2 separate regions of the Homo sapiens genome follow, and region 2 is linked to region 1. Evidence: chromatin contacts called from ENCODE Hi-C or POLR2A ChIA-PET data. All regions are on one chromosome and are shown on one strand. Each heading gives the region's core, a stretch centred on a gene start or an enhancer-like site at or near the end of the contact. The rest is flanking DNA. Distances are from core to core; before and after follow the strand shown. Region 1 holds the start of TMEM233 (transmembrane protein 233). Region 2 overlaps CIT (citron rho-interacting serine/threonine kinase).

The links. Hi-C counts contacts between places; a loop is a spot of excess contacts on that map. ChIA-PET counts read pairs that join two places held with the same protein, here RNA polymerase II (POLR2A). Pooled maps may share reads with other maps.
Region 2: a pooled map shows a loop between it and region 1 (2.0-fold over the local background). The contact joins the enhancer-like site here to the promoter of TMEM233 in region 1. A Hi-C loop is called at or near these places in 1 of 37 single-sample maps with no recorded cell type and 1 of 50 pooled maps. POLR2A ChIA-PET finds 5 or more read pairs at or near these places in 1 of 52 experiments (activated naive CD4-positive, alpha-beta T cell).

The regions. Positions count from the first base shown.
Region 1 is chr12:119,591,781-119,596,282 of GRCh38, reverse strand. It overlaps TMEM233 (transmembrane protein 233), which reads right to left and starts at 2,509. Exons shown (of 3, transcript NM_001136534.3): 1 at 2,249-2,509. The coding sequence starts at 2,434. All of the region lies in intron 1 of PRKAB1-AS1 (PRKAB1, TMEM233 and CCDC60 antisense RNA 1), which reads left to right. RefSeq lists an enhancer at 1,948-2,521.
Region 2 is chr12:119,691,089-119,695,590 of GRCh38, reverse strand. All of the region lies in intron 46 of CIT (citron rho-interacting serine/threonine kinase), which reads left to right. Among named protein-coding and RNA genes, the nearest start is that of MIR1178, 20 kb to the left of the region's middle. Within about 2 kb of position 2,435, at least 8 of the 41 ENCODE cell types and tissues checked have a DNase peak (open chromatin) inside an H3K27ac peak, as active enhancers do.

The DNA of each region.
Region 1 (4,502 bases), core at 1,260-3,759:
TTTCTAAGTGGCACTGGGAAAGGAGTGAATTGGCTGCTTCATTAATAAAGCAGGATAGAATGTGGGCACCAGTGCCAGCCAGACAGTCTGCTGCTGCCTGGAGAATTTGGCTGCAGCATTGTTTCCAGACTCTCGGCAAAAAAAGTCAAGACCGGATATATGGGGAGAGGAAGGAAGGGAGGAAATTGGCTGGTTGGTCGGAAGGAACCGGATGCGACGGCTTCCGGGCCTCCAGGATGGGAAAAAAAGGTTAATGATTCATCCACACCATTCATTCATGCATGCATTCATTTCATGATACTTATTAAGCATCTACCACGTGCCACATTTTCTTCTAGATGCTGAAGATACAGGAACCAACAAATATTCCTGCCCTTATGGAGCTTATATTCTAATGAGAGGGACACAGACTGTAAACATACAAATAATTAAAATACTATATCAGATGGAGAGAAGTAATTTGGTCAAAAGGTAGCAGGGAAGGAAGAACAGAGCTTGCGCGGGGTGGGTGGATGGGGGTCCTGATTTTAAACAGTAATCACAGAAGGCCTCATGAAGTGACATTTGAGTAAAGATTTTGTAAAGATACCGTGCTGGTCACTGTTCTAAGCACTTTACAATTATTTATGTCATGAATGCTCCCAACAACCCCAAGAAACATGGCTATGATTATTCTGGTTTTACAAAGAGACTGAGGTTCAGAGATGCAGTGACTTCAGAGATCACACAGCTAGAAAGTGGGAGAATTGGGATTTGAATACAGACTTGTCTGAACTTCAGCGGCTGCACGCTTTCATATCGGTGCAGACGCTGTCCACAAACCGGGTTTGGGAAAGGGCAAGTTACGGGTGCAAATGGAGCCTTGCAGGTGCCCACGAATCGAATATGGTGCCACCACCCGTGGGCAAGTGTGGGCGGACTTGATGGGGGACGGGTGGCTAGCGATTTTCACAGCGCTGAATCAGGGCTCTGCGTCTGTGGCCGGGGAGTTCCGTGGCCCAGCTGCAGGCGAGGTGAGCCGGTGGGGGAGGGAGCGCAACTGCAAGGGTTGTCCCGGGACAGTGCCGGTACGAACCTCACCCCGCCGCCACCCCCGGGCCAGCTGCTGCAGTCAATAAGGCGAGGGCCTAGCAGGCGCTCGTCGCCCTCCTGGTGGGGTTCGCTCGGGTGTTCCTACCAGGGTTGAAGAGGGCTAGGGAGCTGAGCTCCGGAAGGGCGGACTAGAGGCCCCAGCGGCCACTCCTAGAGAGGCGGGCAGCTCGGGAGGTCTGAGCGCAGAGGGCGGGCGGAGCCGCACGTTGCGTGGAATCCCCTAGTTCATTCCCGGGAGAGCCCCGGGCGCAGGACAGAGCGGTGGAGGGGCGCCTGGGAGCTCTGGGGGACACCAAGAGAAGAGAGGTTAGGGCCAGTGCGCAGCAAACGGGGAGGAACTACGACGCGCTGGGTAGAAAGAGTAAGAGAGGCGCACCCACTTTGCTGGTGAGGGGGGCACACGGGGAGCCTAAGAAAGGCCTAAAGAGGTAGTGGGTGTGAGCCAGCCTCGGGCGCGTTAAAAAGGGGGCGCCGGAGGGAGGCAAGGAGAGGAAGTTGGGTGTAGGAAGAAGCGAGAGGAAACTGTTGCCTGGACAGAGCGTGCCGTGCCAAAGCGCGGAAACGGGATCAAGGAGGGGGCATCAGGAATCGCCTGGGGACCCCCCGGAGAGTGGCGGAAGCGGTGCCCTTGGGCGCAGCAAAGAGAGAAGGGAGCACAGGCTGAGATAGAGACAGTCCTGGGCGCTGGAGAGCAGGAGCCCCCGGAGCGGCAGGGAAAGGAACGTAGAGCCTGCATGCTCGGGGTATGAGCTTACTGCGCTCGCTAGGGTGGCGCGCACTGGGGCTCTAGAAAAGAGGGTTGAGAAGCCCCGGGCAAGTGCCTAGGAAGGTCAGAGGAGTCAGCAAAGTCCACGGAAGAACTTCCCCGGGTTGGAGAGGAAACGCACCCTGGGAGCTGGAAAGAAGAGGAAAGCTAGCCTGGGGGAAGCTTGATCAGGGCTCTGAGTACCACGAGGAGTGCAGAGGAGGTGCTGATGATTGCGGGGAGAGCTCTGAGAGCCCGAGAAAGGTGAGGAGGAGGTGCGAGGACAAAGAACACCTAGCGCGGGCCGGGCCGTGAGGAAGGGAGCCGCAGAGAGCGCGCGGACTCCCCTGCAGGGGCTCAAAGCCGCCCGGGTCTCTCCTCCCAGGCTGCCTCTGGCCGTGATTCACTCACCATGATGGAAAAGACCAAAGCCACGATGTTGATGGGGTACGCAGGGCAAAAACACGAGACGATGGTGAGCCACAGGTAGTTCTTGGGCATGGGCACGTCCTCCTCGGTCTTGTCATCTTCAGTGTTGGCCTCGGGACTGCTGTCCAAAGCCCTCTTGAAGTCCGGGCTAGGGGCGTACTGAGACATGGGCGAGGCCGGCGGCGCCGGGAGGGCGGAGGAGCGCACGGTCTGTGTGGTCTGGGGCTCTGGCCGCCGGCTTGTGGCGAGGCTCTGAAAAGCCAGCGGCTCGGGGCTCAAGGGAGACGTGACCTCACCCCTTCTGCGTCCTCTGCCAGCACCCGCCCGGGCTCAGGGACCCTGGCCAAGAGCCTCCCCACAAGGAGGAAGGGAGGGAGAAAAGGAGTGAGGGGAGGCGGGGAGGACAGCGGGAGCGTCAGCCTGAGGAACAGGGAACAGGCAGATGAAGGCACCCCACTCCCTGAGATCGTCGGAGGGACGCACAGACTCACACTGAGAAGTCTGGAATAAAAGGAGGCTCAGGGAAGGAGGACGCAAAGGCCCATTAAGTTCCAAATTGGCCAGCCCGTGGGCTGAAGATGACCAGCTCATTTTTAAAAGCCACTTAATTCTAATACATTTAGATGGGACAGGACCAACCCTATCCAGTTGGCAACAGACTCACTACTTCCTCTTGACTTCAACGTTTTACCTTAACTGTCTGGTGCCTGGGCATTTGATTTGTCTCCTGTGCCTCAGACCTTGAACACTGAGCCCCAGGAATTTCTCCTCCCCCCGACCCCCTCCCCCAGGTGGGGTGGGAACCAGGTGCCCAGCTTTGGCCTCAAAGCTTTCCACATTCTACTTGGGGCTCAAGAGACTGGAGTCCAGTATAGTCAGTCAGTGGGCACTGCCCGGTCCATGCCCGTCCAGGTGCCCTCCCCAGTGTGGAAACAAGGAATTCTTCTTTCCACTTTTCCACCTGCAGGACCCCTGGGGAGAAATGCAGGTAGATCAGGCTGGCCTAGGCAACCTAGATGGATGAGTGGGCTGGGAAGAAGAACAAGGTATCCACTTTGGGGACTAGTGTGAGAAAAGCAATTGTATCAGTGTCTAAGCTATTCATGAGAGGGCCGTATGGACCAGAACTGAAGCTTGAATCCAGACAGAACTAGGAAATTGTCACTTCAGGAAAGCCCCTTCATCTTGCTAAGCCCCTATTTCTCCATCTGAAAAAGGGGAAATAATAGTCCCTGCCTCATAAAGTCGTAGTGACTCTTCTATGAGATGGTACATTATCCAGGTCAATCCATGTGCTCAATAAATATTAGCTATTATTAGCATACTATTTCTCCTTATATTCTGAAACATATAGTGCATTATACAGTATCCTAAACTTGATATCCCTTGCTAATATTTCACCAAAAATCCAGGTATTCTGAGCTGCAGGACCACAAAGAAATGAAAATAATTTGATCATGCAGTGTCAAAAGCAATTGCTCACATCATCATACTTGAAACTATTAATCATCTTCTTGGCTTTCTCAGAATATAAGCTGATTGCCTGGGAGATTCTCACTTATCTCATGAGCCATACTTATTTTGTTATCTGCCTCCCTCATTGGACTGCACACTCCCCGAGAGAAGGGGTCATCTGGCTCATCTTTGTGTCAGCATCTGGCACAGTTCCTGGTACAAGGGAGGTGCTTAGTATAGCTTGCTGGGTGAACACACAAAGATGAAATAGTACATTCTCCGCCATGCCTTCTTTCTCATTTTGATGGATTAATAAAATGGGAGTAACTAAAAGATTAGATTCATCTACTGAATTCTCAACCAAGTCTTTGCATTGGCTGTTCCCTCTGCCTCGGCTGTTTTTCCCTGGCTGTCACATGGCTCCTCCTTCTTTTTTTTTTTACTTTGAGTTGGAGTCTCACTCTGTCACCCAGGCTGGAGTGCAGTGGTGTGATCTCGGCTCACTGCAACCTCCACCTCCTGGGTTCAAGCAATTCTCTGCCTCAGCCTCCCGAGTAGCTGGGATTACAGGTGTCTGCCACCACGCCCAGCTAATTTTTGTATTTTTAGTAGACACAGGGTTTCACCATCTTGGCCAGGCTGGTCTTGAACTCCTGACCTCATGATCCACCCGCTTTGGCCTCCCAAAGTGCTGGGAGGCTCCTCCTTCTTATTCCTCAGGTGACAGGTCAAGTCACTTCCTCAAAGAGAGGTCTTCTTGTAGATTATCTAGTGTAGGTCT
Region 2 (4,502 bases), core at 1,186-3,685, 99 kb before region 1:
CTCCTGGGCTCAAGTGATCTGCCCGCCTTGGCCTCCCAAAGTGCTAGGTTTATAGGCTTGAAGCACTGTGTCTGGTCCTACACCATTTAATATAAGAGATGTGAACATCCATAGATTTTGGTACCCACAGGAAGTCCTGGAAGCAGTCCCCCAGGCCACCAAGGGACAACTGTACAACCAAATGTACAGTCAGATCCACTGCCCTGAGAATGGGTCTTTTCCACGGAGCGTCGCTAGGCAGGTCAGATAGCAACAGTTTTCTGGGGATGGGGCTTTTTGGGGAGCTTCAATCCTGATCTGCTCCCTCTAGTGGCTACTAGACTGCTGGTTTTCACAGCTACTGTGGTTCCAAGGACATTGGTTTCAACTCTTCCACAGATCTGGGGAGAGGGGAGTGGGTATGGGGCAAGTTGAATGTCACAAAACATTCGGTTCTTGCTGAGATTCCTTTGTTTTTCTTGCATAAACACTCTTTGAATTGTTGCAGGCCTTTTTTGCAACATGCTTGTTCAGTGTGGTTTTGATCCCAGGAACTTGCTGGAAAAGCAGAGGTGCCAAATACCCACGTGCTCCTGACTCTTTTGGTTTGACCCTGCCTCGAGAGTGGCCGCGCAAAGGGCTAGGGTTAATTTCTAGAGCTCTGAAAAGTTGATTTTGACAACTGCCAGTGATCTTGTTGCTTTTATGGAGAAACAGGTTGTGAGAGGTCCTTAGTCTGGCATTCTGGAAGTGCCCTTCCCCTCCTTGTTTATTTATTTTTTATTTTTATTTATTTATTTTTTTTCGAGGTAGGGTCTCACTCTGTGCCCAGGCTGGAGCACAGTGGCGTGATCTCGGCTCACTGCAACCTCCGCCTCCTGGGCTCAAGAGAGCCCCCGACTTCAGCCTCCCCCCGAGTAGCTGGGACTACAGGCGCCCGCCACCACACCTGGCTAATTTTTGTATTTTTTGTAGAGACAGGGTTTTACCACATTGCCCAGGCTGGTCTTGAACTCCTGGGCTCAAGCAATTTGCCTGCCCTGGCCCCCCAAAGTGCTGGGATTACAGGTGTGAGCCACTACACGCAACCACCCCTCCTTTTTAATACAAGTGGCAGCATATTCTGCATACTCTCCTGTACCTTGATGTGTCTTGGCGATTGCTCCGTGTCAGTGTGAGAAGTAGTTATTCATTCATTTCTCCCCAGATGCCTGCACAACCTTCCTTATCAGGGCTGTACCTTAATTGGTTTAACTGCTTCTTCATTAATGGCTGTTCGAGTTGTCTCCAATCTGTTGCTGCAATAAATGACTTTCTCCTTACGTCATTTTACATGCTGAGGAATCTATCTGTAGGATAAATTCCTAGAAAAGTGTGGGTGAATGGGTGATGGCTGATGTGGATTTGTAAATCTGATGGACAGTGTGGAGTTTTCTGCCCTGAAGGCTTCTCCCATTTGCCATCCCACCAGCTGCGTGTGGAAGTGGGACTGGCCTCGTCTTGACACAGTGCTAGGAGCTAGATCCAGCTCGAGGTGTAGGAAGTTTGAAACCTTGGCCTGCAAAGAAGGTCTGAGATTATTTAACCCCGGGAATAAATGACCTAAGATAATCTTCTGGATTATTATAAGGTGTGTCTACCTTCTAAATAGTTATGTGGACTCCATACCATGTGCCCGACATAATGTCTATGGCTGGGGATACAGAGATGTAGAAAGCATGTTCTTATATTCCAGGAGCCCATAATTTGGTGGAAGAACCACAACTAATATTACAAAATACCAAGATCTTGGGCAAGACTGTCCTAATGAATAATCTCTCTTTTGTTGATGTATAGGAGTTAATTAATCTGAAATGTTTGGTTAGTGTGGTTTTAACCTGAGGAACTTGCTGAAAAACCAGAAGTGCCAATAATTAAATGCTCCTAACTCTTGGCTTGGCCCTGCTTCAAGAGTGACTGCTCAGTGCACCACAGTCCTCCCCTGAAAATGTCTAGATCTTTTTTAAGTAGTTCCCAAGTCATGCCAGAAACACATTGAAATATTGTAATTAGATTTTTTTCCTCCGTTGCCTCACTGGATAGGTGGCCAGGCACCTTGCTTTTGAGATTATATAGTCTCTCAAAGGAGTTGCTTACTGTGCGATCAAAACAGTTCCAGTTCCTGAGAACGAGGGGCAGAAAAGTGTTTGCTTTCCTGTGGCATGTCTGGAAAATCAGTAGTTGGTTATCTCTTGGCTTATAGAATGATCTTTTGGTCGCTGACTTCTTTGGGCAGTTGAGAATGTAGAAGGTTGGCTTTCTGGGTCTGATTCACTGCAGGCTTCGTTGCCCTGGTCTGTTTAGCAGAGCAGGAAACGTAACTCCTTGCCAAAAAACCATAAAATTGATGTGGTAGATTATGGGTCATTAATGGATAAGGAGATGGAAGACTGCCCACTTGGCTTGGAATGACGGGTGTGTTCCTTCCTCCCGTTAATCTCAGCTGACGTCCTGAATGGCCTTCCCTTGAGCAATCCTTCTTCCCCTGGCCAGTGAGCACCCTCTCATTTGTTTTATGATAGTTTCTTGTGGACACATCTTATCATTTCTTTTCCATTACAAGTAGGCTTAATGTAGTTCTCCTACTCGGAATTTATTTTTTTGTTTGTCTTCCAGATTTCAAAGCCATATGGCTAGAGATGAATATAAACCTTGATTTCAAGATGTTGAAATCTGAGTTATCTTAAATCTTACTGCTGCAGAGACAGGGGTTCTGGCCTTCTGAGCATTCGTTGTCTGAATCTCCAAACGTTACAGTTGCATGGGAAAGCAAGAGCATGGCATGAAACTATTCACTATGAACTGAGCCCTTATGAAATTATCTCTGCACACCAACTTCTCTGTTATATTGTAGAGGAGGAATTGGCAAACTTTTTCTGCACAGGTTTAGATGGTAAATATTTTCGGCTTTGTGAGCCATATGGTCTCTGTCTCAGCTGCTCAACCCTGTTGTGGTCATGCGGAAGCAGCTGTAAGACAATGCATAACCAGATGGGCATGGCTTCATTCCAATAAAACTGTATTTATAAAAACAAGCATCTTCCGGATTTGGCCCTCAAGCCTGTTCTAGAGTCTCTCCTTCCACAATAAACACTGTCTTTGCTGTCGCTTCTCAATTATGGACGTTGACAGAAGAGGTTCTGATACAGTTAGACCAATAATTGAAGAAAGAAATGAACAAGTTGATAAAATTATAGCCTCTTCCAATGAGAAGGATTTAAATATCAAGGATTAAGATAGTCCTTTGGGAAAACACTTTTCTTGTTTTAATTTTTAGTTTTAGTTTTTTAGAAGCGGGGTCTTGCCATATTGCCCGGGCTGGTCTTGAACTCCTGGGCTCAAGCAATTCTCCTTCCTTAGCCTTCCTAATAGCTAGGACTACAGGCATGCATCACTGTGCCCGGCTTTTTCAAATATTTTTGAAGAGCCTTCTTTAGGATCCACTGCAAAAGTCCAATGTGTCCAACGTTGGTGTCAGAGCATGTTAGCAGCAATTTTGTTGAGACAATTAGCACAAAACAAATCATTCTGTGATTCATGCTTGGTTCATTTTTGGAATCAGCATGTAATTGCATTGTAATTTAAATACTAAAAATATCTAGCATAAAATAAGTTTATATTCCAAGATAAAGCCTCAATCAAACAAAATATGTTTTCAAGTAATATTCACTGTAATTTTTTTCCTCCATTTTAAGTAGGGCCTTTTCCAAGCACAAATTATGCTGAGATAATAGGGACCCTAGTACTTTTAGAGCTGATCAAGGGTGGGAAAGAATTGACTCAGAAGGCCACATTTCAGTTCTCTCTGTGTTTGTAGGTCTTACTACATCTTCAGAGAGGGAGTTTGGCCCCTGGGTCTGCTGAAATCTTCATTTGAAATATCCAGGCCAGGAGTGGGTGGAGGATTGGGTTGGGTTGTACAAAAAGGCCGCAGTGTTTTCAACTGCTTGGTTACTAATTATCAACCTTTGAGGCCTGGGACGTTTTCTGAGCCCGCTTTACTTTGTCTGCCCTGCTCAGTTTCCTGACTCTATCAGGCCTGATCCCTACACCTCTCGGTCGTCTTATTGTCATGACTGAGAACCATCCACCTTCTGAGCATCTGCATTTGCATCAGGTGTCAGAGACTCTTGGAAAGCCACATGGGGGCAGAGGTGACCAAACACGAGGCCCAGGAGTGGGACAGACATGGCAGTTAACAGTGATCAGTACAGGGTTTCTCCAAACTGCTTCCTTGCACTGAGGGCCTTTGTGGGTCCCTGACTTCTGGGTCTTAGTAGGCTGACCTCCTAGTTGATGACTTCCTTCTGTGCCTTCTAGGCTCTGGGAAATAGTAGGTCAGTAGGATATTATATGGGGCTTATGACATCAAACTGGTCTTTTTTTTTTTTTTTTTTTTTTGAGACGGAGTCTTGCTCTGTCACTTAGGCTGGAGTGCAGTGGTCCGATCTTGGCTCACTGCAACCTCCGCCTCCCCAGTTCAA